Regions from separate parts of the Mus musculus genome. Here all the other regions are linked to region 3. The links are chromatin contacts, found by POLR2A ChIA-PET in ENCODE. All regions are on one chromosome and are shown on one strand. Each heading gives the region's core, a stretch centred on a gene start or an enhancer-like site at or near the end of the contact. The rest is flanking DNA. Distances are from core to core; before and after follow the strand shown.

Region 1 (4,232 bases), core at 268-2,767, 85 kb before region 3:
CCTGGTGGAAAAGGGTAACCCAGGGTGACTGGTTTTCCATTCTCAAAGATCACACTTGCATGAGTCAGAGGCACCTACCCCACAGCCTTGATGGGGGAACCTTGTAGCTAAGTCAGTCCAAGGTTGTCTACTGTAGCATCTGCCCTGCTTCCTGGCTCCCTGTGGTTACTAAGAGTAACCCTGCCCCTGAGGAAGGATGACTCCAGGATGCTGAGGCTTGAGGTGAGCTTGAGGGCAGCTACAGAATAAGACCCTGTATAAATGAAAGACAGTGTCCCTGCTGCGCAGCGTTTGTGCATTCTTGAGCCAGGTAACTTTGGCTCGGTGTCACCATCCTTACTCCCCATTGGGCCAAAAATTCCAATAAGCAGCATTCTTCAAAACAGATGGCAGTCAGCAGTGGCTTCTGGAAAGCTCGGAGTTGGAATTTGGACACACTCCCTCCGACCGTGACAGAAAGCTCAACTTGCCAGCTGAAGGGAAGCTCCTGGCCCAGGCCCAGCACCCTCTGTGGGAGCCTCCAGCCAGCCTGGCCAACGAGCATTCCCACCCAGCACCACAGCACTAGCACAGCCAAGCATTTGGTCCAGAGTCAAATGCTACTGAAAATGTACACACAGATTGGGGCAGCCCTCTGCCTTCTGCCAAGACACCAAGTGCCCTTCTTGGCAAAAGACAACACCTCTCCCCTAGTGTGTCCCTCCAGCTGGCAGACTGCAGCCTCTTCCCCAGCAGCTGCAAATCCTAGGACTCCCCCTCCCCCTCCAAAAAAAAAAAAGTGCGTGGGAGGAGCCGGGATCCTTTGGTCTCCCTCTCTGCTCCACTTTGCCTCCGTTTGGAGGGTAACCAGAAGTGATTGTTCCTCTCCTGGGAGAGGTGACTCACCCCCTACAGAGCAGCTTCAGTCTCCCCTGTTTTGTCCCTAGAGCCATCACTGAAGAAACCCTACACCTGGGCACCCCGGCTAGGTAAGCACACCTGGAGAAGGCCGGGCTTCTGGCCTGGGAGGCTCACGGCTCAGCTTGTAAGGAGCGGGCTGACTTTATGACCAGCAGCTGTCCCTTTACCGGCCTATTAACAGTCTTTAATAGTCTGAAGGAGGACCGTGAAGGGCCCAAGGCCGGAGCTTCCTGTTTCCCCGAGGTCTAAGAATGCCACAGCTGGGTGGGGCGGCCACGGTTTCAGAGAAAAGTCATTTCCTTCCAAGACCCTGCTAAAATACAAACCAGACACTCTGAGGACCCAGAAGTGGATGTCTTTTTGTTCTTTAATGGAGGTGGGAAAAGGGGAAGCTTTGGCGGGTCTCTAGTAGTCCCACTGGGGTGGGGCAGCGGAAGTCTGGGTCTAAAAATGTAAAGTGTGGAGGCTTAAGTTTTTAAAAGGATTCTTTTCACCAGTTGTTTATTAATGCCTGTTTTGGACTAAGGCAGGCCTAGCCACGCCTCCTGTCCTCAAGTGTTGCTGGCCAGTGCACCGGAGCATTCATTAGGGAAGTGGTAAATTCTTTAAAAAGCAACATTTTAGTGTGTGTGTGTGTGTGTGTGTGAGTGTGTGTGAACATGAACATCCTATAGCCCACGTGGAAGTCAGCATTGCCCTCTTGTTGAGTCTTAGTTCTTTATTATGCTGTCCTTAAAACTGGGCATGTCAGGCCTGAGGACAAGTCCCTTCCCCCACTGAGCCCTCTGAGTGCTGGCCCAGAAGTAGCAAATTCTGAGGCATAAAGGACATGTTTTGCTATCTTTCTACTTAAATTTTTTTTATAACGAGGATGAATTAAAGTTTTAATTTGAAGATGGTGTGGTGCACACGTGCAGTCCCTGCCCTTGTGAGATGGAGCAGGAAGATTGTGAAATCTAAGCCTACTGTGGTGCACACCTTCAATCCTAGGACTCGGGAGGCAGAGGTAGGGGGGATCTCTGTGAATTGGAGGCTATCCTGGTCTACAGAGTGATTTCCAGGACATCCAGGGCTACGTAGTGAGGCCATGTCTCAAAACAAAACAAAACAAAAAGAACTGGAAAGATGTCTCGGTGGTTAAGAGCCCCAAGTCCTGTTTTTGTAGGGGACCCAAGTACAAGACCCTATCACTGTAGCTCCAGCAGAGACAACACCAGGAAACCTTGACAACCTGCACTCCTGAGCACATTGCACATAGGAACACAAACACTCTTAAACTCCATGGCCTAGAGAAATAGCTCAGTGGTTAAAAGTGTTAGCATTCTGTCTAGGCTCCACCCCACAGTGACCTGGCAACAGCCAGGTGTGCCTGACTCACTATAAAAGGGGCTGCTCACCGCCTGGCCCCCCACTGTCTCTTGCTCCTGCCTTCTTGCTCCCTCTGTTCTCTAGCCCCTCCCCCCACATCCCTCCCCCCACCCCTCCCCCTCTCTCCCTGCCTTTCTCTGTCTCTCCTACCCTCTCTCTTTTTTTCCCCCTCAAAGATCTTATTTATTTTATGTATGTGAATACACTGTCGCTGTCTTCAGACACACCAGAAGAGGACGTAGGATCCTATTACAAATGGTTGTGAGCCACCATGTGGTTGCTGGGAATTGAACTCAGGACCTCTGGAAGAGCAGTCAGTGTTCTTAACCGCTGAGCCATCTCTCCAGCCCCCTCTACTACCCCCTTAACTCCCCTCCCCAGGCTCTGAATAAACTATTCTCTACTATACTGTGTGGCTGTTCCCTCAGGGGGAAGGGATGCCTCAGCATGGGCCAGCTGAGGTACCCCCTTCCCCCATACCTTAACCACACTTCCACCAATTCCCTCTTTATCTTTTTATAAACAACAAAAAGTGTTTACTGCTCTTCCAGTGGTCTATGTGGTTCCAAGCACCCTTGTTGGGCAGCTTAAGACCTCTGGTAACTCCAACCCCAGGGACTCTGACATTCTTTTTAGCTTCCTTGGGCTCCTGAACACACATGGCATACACTCACTCAGATACATATATACATAAGAATAAACACATCTTCAAAGAGTTGAAAGCAGCGAGTGAGTATATTATCTCCCCCCATGCCCTAGTTAGCATTGGCAGCACTGGGGGCAAACCTGTCAGGCCAGCTAGGTAGGCGCTGTGCTGTACTGGTGAGCTACATCCCCAGCCAGAGAGTGACTACAGCAGATGGGAAGAGAATCAGGGAAGAGCGCTCAGCTTGAAGGGAGCCAAGGAATTACTCTAAGATCTGGCTCCAGAGCCAACCCACTGTACACTAAAGCTGTGTGAGCTCACTGAACTCAGCCTGACTTCTCTCATCTGTCCCCGTGCCTACGGAGTTCTTATCCATAAACTCAGCCATCCCTTATGGGAAGGTAAATGTTACTTCTGGATATTTTGAGACATCTCATAATAGTTCTTATTGACCTTGAACTCTACATCCCCCAGACTGGCCCAGAACTGTCCATCCTCCAGGTTGAGATCATACATGCATGTACACCACCGTACACATCAGAGATCGTTGAATGGGGTAGGTTTTTAGTCTCAGAACTTGGAAGATAGAGGCAGGCATATTTCTGTTAAGTCTATGCCAGCCCGGTCTATCTAGCAAGTACCTGGATAGCCAGGCTTACATAGTGAGACTGTCTCAAAAAAAAAAAAAAAAAAAAAAAAAAGAAAGAAAGAAAGAAAGAAAAGAAACACTTGAAAAAAAAGAAATTGATCAGTACTGAGTGTTGTGTTTTATAAAAAAAAGATAAAGAAAGGAGGAACATGTTTTGCAGAGGTGTAGTCAGGTAAGAGGGGAGGGGGTGCCTCAGCTGGCCCATGCTGAGTCATCCCTGCCCCCTGAGGGACCAGCCACACATAGTATAGAATAGAGATTATTCAGGGCATGGCAAGGGAAGCTGAGAGGGTGGTAGAGACAGAGAAAGAGAGACTGAGAGAGAAGAGTAGAGGCCAGCCCCATGAGCACGAGGAGGAAGGGAGGAGGGAAGGGGGCGAGCCGACAGAGTAGGAGCAAGAAGGCAAGAGCTAGAGAGAGCAGAGCAGCCCCTGTTACAGTGAGTCAGGCACCTGCTGTTGCCAGGTAACTGTGGGGTGGAGCTTAGACTGAATGAGTATATTAGACCTTTTCCATTACTTCCTAAATAACACAGTACAACTGTTTATATACCACTTACACATTATGGATTATAGACGTGTTTCAAAGGTGCAAGAGGGTTTCTTACATAGGTTATTTACAAAACCTATGTCATTTGTATTTTTGTACCTGGGGTTCCCTTCCTAGACC
Region 2 (4,175 bases), core at 1,090-3,589, 95 kb after region 3:
CAGAAGGCTTCCATTCTTGACAGCAGAGACAACTTAGCACTTGTGAGAAGCCCTAGCAGGCTCCTTCCTCTCCCCCATATCTCCCTCCTGCAGCTCCCCCCCCCCACATCCCAACAGCTTTAAGAGCCGTCAGCTGCGGATCCCCACCAGAAGACAGATTGGCTGCATAGGCAGGTGAAGGCGCATGGTCCCTTGGGAGTCTGGAACCAGAAAGGATACTGCTGAGTAGTCAAACCCACATCCATTGGACAGATGGGGCCACTGAGCCCAATAGAAGGAAGAAACAATGGACTTTACAGGAGGCCTCTGCCACCTCTCCACTCCACAGCTAACAGCTCCCTGTTCTGGGATGACCAGCTCAGGAGGACTGTGCCGTGCAATTGGCTCCCACAGACTCACTCCCCTCACATGACTGGGGGACCGAGGTGGGTACCCAGTCACATTCCTGCTCAAGTTCGGATACCTGTCCCTGCAGAGAGGCCTAGTCACTCTGAGTGCCCCCATTTCCTTCCCATCCTGCCTGGAATTCTGGGGGTTTCCTTCCAGAGAAAAACCAGCATAAGGGTAGCGACACACCTGTAGTCCCAGCTACAGAGGAAGCTGGGGGCAGGAGGATCATTTGAGTTTCATAGGTGCCTGGACAAAACATAGGAGGACCCTAATCTCAAAACAAAACAAGCTGAAGCCATTTACTAATAATCCAGGCAACGTCAGGGGAGCATGGAATGCCATAGCCAGCCCCACTGGGACAGCCAGTGAGTCAGCCCTCGAGAATCCATCCCCACACCCTCCACCTCATTCCCCGTTCCTAGGGAGGGAGGGCAAGACTGACCGTCCCCCAACAGCCACCCTCCCTCTCTGTGGAAGGCTGTAGTAAGGGGGTGGGGAATGATAAAGCCCAGCTTTACCTGGCTTGTGTGGAAAGACCATGATTGACAGGAACACACAGGAACTAGCACTAGCTAACTTTTCTGGGTTTCATTATACAGGGACTTCAGGACTAGATGTTGAGTTTGGGAATCTGGGGAGTGGGGTGGGATGGGGATGGGGGGGGAGAGGAACTGTTGATCAGATACCATCTGTTCCTGGGGAGCTCCAGGACTCCCTCCCTGAACCTGACCTCCACCTCACTGGATAGCCTTTGGTAGGTAGCTCACCCTCCCACCCGAGGCCTCAGTTAGAATGGGGTATAAGAACGGGCATCCTCTGGTATTTCAGAATTCCACAGTGCTCGGGCTGTATGCAGAAAGAGCAAGTTTGGGGTCTTGCAGGGTTAGGTTAAAAGAGCTGTAGTTTGATGGGGGAGGGGGGCAGCTGCCAGAATCTGATCCTCAGGAGGGAGATAGTGTTTTGGGGTCTGAACCTTGGGCCGGCCTTCATTCTAGCCTTAAGGGAGAAGGAACCCCTAAAATGGAAATTTGATGCTATCTTCAAAGGGGTGAGGTCTCCGGTCTGGCCGCAACACGTGGGAGGTTGGGAGCTTTCCCAGGAATTTCTGGGCTGTTTCACCTAGCCAAGGCTTCTTGAGCTAAGGGTTGTGGGAACACAAGGGCAGAGTGCCCTAGAACCCTGAGGGTGCAGGAGGTCCAAGGATGTGAGGTAGAAGAAGAAAAGCTATTCTGGAACCAGGTACACACCCTCCTCACTGGCGACTGCCAGGGCGATGTCCCATCTAGTGCCTCCTCCATCTCCACCCCATTTCCCAGCCAGGGTCTTGGTGAGTGGTTCCCAAGGGAATAAGAGGTCCCCAGAACGGCAAGCAGGCAAGCTCAGCAGGGTGCAGGAAGAGCTGAACTAGTAGTCGGGTTCCTGTTTCTTAGTTTCCCTAGCTTCCCGGCCAGTCATAGACTCCAGGTACCTTGCAGCAGAGCACCACCCCACCCCCGACCCTGCCAGGGTCCCCCTCACCTGCACGATCTGCTGGGGCTGCACGCTCAGCGTGGGGAAGTTGCCTCGTCCGTGAATGGGGATCGGCTCTTTCAGCAGCGCGTCCAGCCGCTTCACCTGTGGCCAGCTCAGCCGACTCTGGTGCCGTCCCAGGGAGGCCGAGGAGGCCTCCGGGTCCGGGCCGCCGCCGGCCGCCCCAGCCGTGGCCACTGCCGAGGCTGCACCGGTCCCCACCTGCGCAGCTGGCTGCTCCAGGCTCTCAGCTCCACTCTCCGACGGCATCATTCACCCGGCCCCGGTGCCTGGACGGCAGAAACCCGGGAATGGTGAAGGCGAGGAGGGCAGGGAGAGTGGCTGTGCACGGGCCAAGGCGGGGTGCGGGGACCCGGCGGCGGCGAGGCAAACCCAGGGAACACCCCCGACGGCAGGGAGGACTAACAGATCTTAGAGCCAGGCGGCTCGGGCCCAGCTGACACTTATAGGCCGCGGGCCGCACGCCCATTGGTCAGCACAGCTGTCACACAGCAGGAGATGCCCTCCTCTTGTCCCTCCCCCTATCACGGGCCAACACAGTTTTGCAAGGGAATCGCTGGCTCTCAGGAGTTTCTGATTGGCTGAAAGGCACGCCCCTTCCCCGCCCCCTCTCTCGGACCGAATTCCCTCCTTTGGTCTTTAAAGAAGCTGCTGCTTGCGATTGGCCCGAGCCTGCCGGGACTTAGAGGGACAGCGCCCTCCAGCGGCAGAAGTCGAGGGAGGTCTGTGTAGAGTAATGTTGCCGTGTTGACAAGGCGGCCCGGCCGCTTTCTAATTTATTCCTTTGATTGGCCCTTCGAATTACCGCATGCCTGGCGTACCTGTTCCATCTTAGGTGAGGTGAAATCTGCTTAGAGAGAGGGCGTTATTACCCATCATCATGTAGCATGTGAGTGTCAGTTATGGTCCTGATGGAGGTTTAAAGATCTATGTAGCTCTTTGCTCCATCTGGGCCCACCCAGGGTTTTTCTGGGATGGATATTACTATTTTTTTTCTCTTTCTCTCTACAGATCATAGAGGCCGAGGCTTATTGCTACTTTTGAATCTTATCCCCTCCTCCTTTTCAGATTTTAAATATATGTGTCATGGGCAGGAGGGAGAATCGAAATCGAATCGCCCTGTTCATCGCCGCAGTATTTTTTTCTTGTCATTCTCGTAATAATAATATAGCAAATTCTGTAGCCTTCCATTTTCCTAAAAGGCAGACTAAGGATTAAAAGACAGGGAAGAAGAATCCAGGACTTAGAAACAGCTACTATACCCCAGTTTCTGTCAGGGCACAGCTTGACCTGCCTCAAACCAGAACACACATTTCTTCTTTCTGAAAGCCGGCCCCAGCCTCAGGCCACTCTAAAAACCCCTGGAGGAGGCCCCGTGTGTTCCACCAGATGTGTAACCCCAGCATTCCAGTGGTGTGGGCAGGAGGATAAGACGTTCAGTTATCCTTGTCTGCCTGTTGAGTTCTGGGTCAGCCGGGGATATACAGTGAGACCCTGTCAACAACAACATCAACAGGCTGGAGATATAAAGCGCTGACCAATTGCTCGCCTAGTGTGCCGGAGACCCAGGCTTCAACCTCTGGTGCCACAAAACGAGGGAAATAAAAATGAGATCTTTGACTGAGTTGTCTCTGAACTCTAGATCCCCGAGGCTACTGATGAAAGCGTTTGAGGTCCAGGCATAATACTCTCCTGCACATGGATTTGGCTCAGTGGCTCGGAATGCTTGCCTAGTGCAAGATCCTGGGTCTAATCCCCAAGCCCCCAAACCAACACAAGCCACCACAAAGCCACAGCATAGCCCCTGACACATTCTCCCTCTGAGCCTCCAGGAGACGTGGGGGAGGGGAGAAGGAAACTTACCTTCTCTTAAACCTCTACTATGCACTAAGTCATGTTACATATGTAACTACTCATTCCTGAGAATATGCCTCAGCAGGTGAGATCATTTTTCTAGATATGCAGATTAAGAAACCAAGGCTCCAGAGGTCGTGAGTGCCCAAAATCATACAACCACTAATTGGCAGTATAGGGCTTGAATTCATGTCTCCTGACTCTGTTGTCAACCCCTCCTCTTAGAAGTTGGCACAGGTCACAGGGTCACATTTGGCACAGCCCTGGCACTACCCACAACACCCATCCATTTGTTTATTCATTCTTTAGTCAACATATGTTCACAGGGAATCTACTAGGTACGAGGTGCTGAACTGTGAGATGGGTCAGGCGAGATCCTAGTTCTTCTAGAACTTTCGACT
Region 3 (3,743 bases), core at 1,141-3,640:
ACTCCAGAAGAGGGAGTCAGATCTCGTTATGGATGGTTGCGAGCCACCATGTGGTTGCTGGGATTTGAACTCTGGACCTTCGGAAGAGCAGTCGGTGCTCTAACCCACTGAGCCATCTCACCAGGCCCACAAATGATTTTTTTAATGTGCACTAAACACAGAGGTGTTTTGCCTCTGTGTGTGTGTGTGTGTGTGTGTGTGTGTGTGTGTGTGTGTGTGTGTGTTGGATCTGCTGGAACTGGAGTTACAGAGGGTTGTGAGCTGCCATGTGGTTGCTGGGAATTGAACCTGGGTCCTATGGAAGAGCTGCCAGTGCTCAGCCATCTCTCCAGCCCTGATTTTTTTTATTACAGTTTCTTTCTTTCTTTTTTTTTAATAAAAGGTTTTATTTATTTATAAGTACACTGTAGCTGTCTTCAGATCTCATTACAGATGGTTGTGAGCCACCATGTGGTTGCTGGGATTTGAACTCTGGACCTTGAGCAGTCAGTGCTCTTACCTGCTGAGCTATCGCACCAGCCCCCTACGTTTTGTTTCTTTACTGCGGTGTGCACATTACAGTGCACCTATGGAGGCCAGGATATAGCTTGCTGGAGTTGCTTTTCTCCTCCCACTATGTGGGTCCTGAGATCCAAGTCAGGTCTTCAGAGCGGGTAGCAAGATAAGCAATCTTTCTTGGTAGCAAAGGATTGTTTTGAGAAGTCCATAAGAAAATGATGGGCTGATCAAATATGGTGGCATACACTTATAATCCCAGCATGGGAGGCACAGGCAGGAGCCCAAGGTTACTTCTTTTGTTTATTTATTTTTGAGGCAGACCCTGTCTGGTCTGAAACTAGACATGTAAACCAGGCTGGCCTTGAATATAGAAATTTGATTGCTTTTCCTGGGATTAAAGGGGTTCACTACCACACCTGGCTCAAGGTCATTGGAACTTTCATAGAGTTTGAGGCCAGCATAGATTACATGAGAGAGACACACACATAGAGAGGCAGCTCATGCTGTATGTCTTGATAAGACATTGCTCCTAAAGATTCTGCTTAAACCATAGCCGGCATATGCACTCGAGTGTGTGTGCACACGCGCACACGCACACACGCACACACACACACCTCTTTCTATGAAACTGTTTAACTTTGAGCTGATACCAGTTTTTCATTTTTGTTTTGTATGTTATTTTTTTAACTTTTGAGACAGGGTCAGAGCTAGATAGTCTTGGCTGTCCTGGAACTCACTTTGTAGACCAAGCCAGGCTAGAACTACAGAGATCCATCTGCCTCTACTTCCCAGGCACTAGAACTAAAGGCATATATACCACCACTATTGCTAATGACTCTTTAGGATGAACTGTTTCAAAATAATTTATTTAAACCTCTCCATCTGGCATTTTAAAACACCTGGCTTCCTTTTCCCCAATGGACACACTTGTGCCCAGCCCCTCTCTGCTGCCCCCAGCTCTTTCCTCTGCAGAGCCTGTCTTCCAGTCGCTAGGTTAGATTAGAAGAAACCAAGTTTCCTTTGTGCATTTCAAGATATGGTTCCTCTGTGTAGCACTGGCTGTCCTGGAATTCGCTCGCTCAGAGATCCTCCTGCCTCTGCCGCCTGAGAGCTGGGATCAAAGGCGTGCCTTAGCGCACCGGGCTCCAAATATCCTTTTTAAGAAATCATGTCAGTACAAAAATCACCACCCTTAGGGAAATGGTCCTTAAGAGGGGATACATTTGAAACTTATCTATACAGATCTCAGTTGTTTTGTCTGTTTTGCCTTGTAAGTCCTTGAGTAAAAACATGCAGATTGGGCTGAAAACTTGTAGCTTTGTCCAGAACTAACTTAAGCTCTAAACAGTGATAACCTATCTTAACCACCCAGGCAATGCGCCTCTTTTCCAAGGGCCGTGCGTCCGGTCCATTCTCTCCCCCTTACCTGAAACCTCGGTGGGAAGCCTAAGCCTGCGGATGAGACAGCGACCGGGAAGCCAGGTCCCCTGAGAGTCCAGCCACCGGCGACCGGAGTACATGCGAAGCAGCCGCTGGGCTTGCGCCGCTCCCCTCACCGAGACGACGCAGCAGCAGGTGCGGGTCTGGGCTGCCGCAGAGCCCCGGGCGCGGACAGCGCGGGCATCGGAGGCCGGAGCCTGGGCGAGAACCGGATCCTCAGCGGCGGGGTCCGGGCCAGCCCGGGCCGCCTCGGGACTCGCCTGCGGAGGGCCCCTCTCGGGCCGGTGCCGGTAGTGGAAGCACAGGAAGCCTCCGCCGCGCTGTTCCCGGAACTGGCTAAAGTAGCTCCGTAACTGAGCCGAGCGTAACACGGCAGGGATCCCGCTCACCACCAGGTAAACCGGCGACTCTTCGTCCAGCTCCCTGGGCGACGCCATCTTGGCCTGTCACATGATTGCTTGGCGTCCACTCTCGCGAGAGCACCACGTCTCGGATGCTGGAGTTTGGTCAATGTGGCATCGGTGACCGTTTGGTACTTGAAGTTTCGTTTTAATTGCTCTTGGGCCGAATCTGTGTTTCCAGCTCCACAGAAGATGGAAAACTCGTGCGATGGGCTGGGCTGTAGCTCAGTGATAGCTGGTCCAGCGTGTGAGAGGCTCTAAGGAGGAACCAGTGTAGAGCACCGGGATGCTGAGCGGGAGGTGGCGGAGGTCTGATGCAAAACTGGACTCTACAGTACCAACCCAGCCGGGCGTGGTGCCTCACGCCTTTAAACCCGGCACTTGAGAGTTAGAGGCAAGCAGGTGTGCGTGAGTTCAAGACCAGCCTGGTCAACATAGTGACTGAGACGGGGCTATGTCGAGAGAGCCTTTCTCAGGGCGCGGGACGGGGGAGATGAAGAGATGCCCCGGCAATTAAGAGCTTTCGCTGCTCTTACAGAATACTTGGATTGGATTCCCAGCACCCACGTACGAGGGAACTCTCCCATACGTAACTCGTTTCATGAGATTGGACACCCTCTTCTGACCTCTAGAGGCACATACGTGTTGCACATACATACATGCAGGCAAAATTCTCATGCACATAAAATTATCTGTAACAAACCGGGCGGTGGTGGCTCACGCCTTTAATCCCAGCACTCAGGAGACAGAGGCAGGCGGATTTCTGAGTTCGAGGCCAGCCTGGTCTACAGAGTGAGTTCCAGGACAGCCAGGGCTACACAGAGAAGTCTCGAGGGAAAAAAAAATTTTTTTTGGTTTGGTTTGGTTTTTTTGTTTGTTTGTTTTAGATTTATTTATTTATTATATGTAAGTACACTGTAGCTGTCTTCAGACACACCAGAAGAGGGCATCAGATCTCATTACGGATGGTTGCAAAGCAGTTGTTGGGATTTGAACTCCCGACCTTCAGAAGAGCAGTTGGTACTCTTAACCGCTGAGCCATCTCTCCAGCCCTCAAAAAGATTTTTTTTTAAATGTACAAATACATGCATAGACATCGAAAACTATTCCCAGAGATCATAGGCGAAAACCATATTGCCAGCTTCGGACGACCTCCGTACAAGGCGTTGAGTCCCTCACAAACAAACAGTATAGCTCTTGTGATTGTGTGCAGTGTTCAGGAAGGCCAGAGGAGGGCGTTGGAGCCTCTGGATCCATTTTTTTTTTATAAAGATTTATTTATTTACTATATGTAAGTACACTGTAGCTGTCTTCAGACACTCCAGAAGAGGGCATCAGATCTCATTACGGGTGGTTGTGAGCCACCATGTGGTTGCTGGGATTTGAACTTTGGACCTTCGGAAG

What was found. ChIA-PET counts read pairs that join two places held with the same protein, here RNA polymerase II (POLR2A).
Region 1: POLR2A ChIA-PET joins it to region 3 with 11 read pairs in Patski. The contact joins the enhancer-like site here to the promoter of Gpatch3 in region 3. POLR2A ChIA-PET finds 5 or more read pairs at or near these places in 3 of 5 experiments (Patski and embryonic stem cell).
Region 2: POLR2A ChIA-PET joins it to region 3 with 18 read pairs in Patski. The contact joins the promoter of Tent5b here to the promoter of Gpatch3 in region 3. POLR2A ChIA-PET finds 5 or more read pairs at or near these places in 3 of 5 experiments (Patski and embryonic stem cell).

What each region holds. Positions count from the first base shown.
Region 1 is chr4:133,656,921-133,661,152 of GRCm38, reverse strand. It overlaps a transcript of Pigv not described here. Among named protein-coding and RNA genes, the nearest start is that of Pigv, 14 kb to the left of the region's middle. Within about 2 kb of position 1,517, at least 1 of the 3 ENCODE cell types and tissues checked has a DNase peak (open chromatin) inside an H3K27ac peak, as active enhancers do.
Region 2 is chr4:133,478,297-133,482,471 of GRCm38, reverse strand. Tent5b (terminal nucleotidyltransferase 5B) reads right to left here and starts at 2,339. Exons shown (of 2, transcript NM_175307.6): 1 at 1,909-2,339. The coding sequence starts at 2,172. Gm13257 (a long non-coding RNA gene) reads left to right here. Exons shown (of 3, transcript XR_390815.4): 3 at 1-995.
Region 3 is chr4:133,573,392-133,577,134 of GRCm38, reverse strand. Gpatch3 (G patch domain containing 3) reads right to left here and starts at 2,390. Exons shown (of 7, transcript NM_172876.2): 1 at 1,925-2,390. The coding sequence starts at 2,375.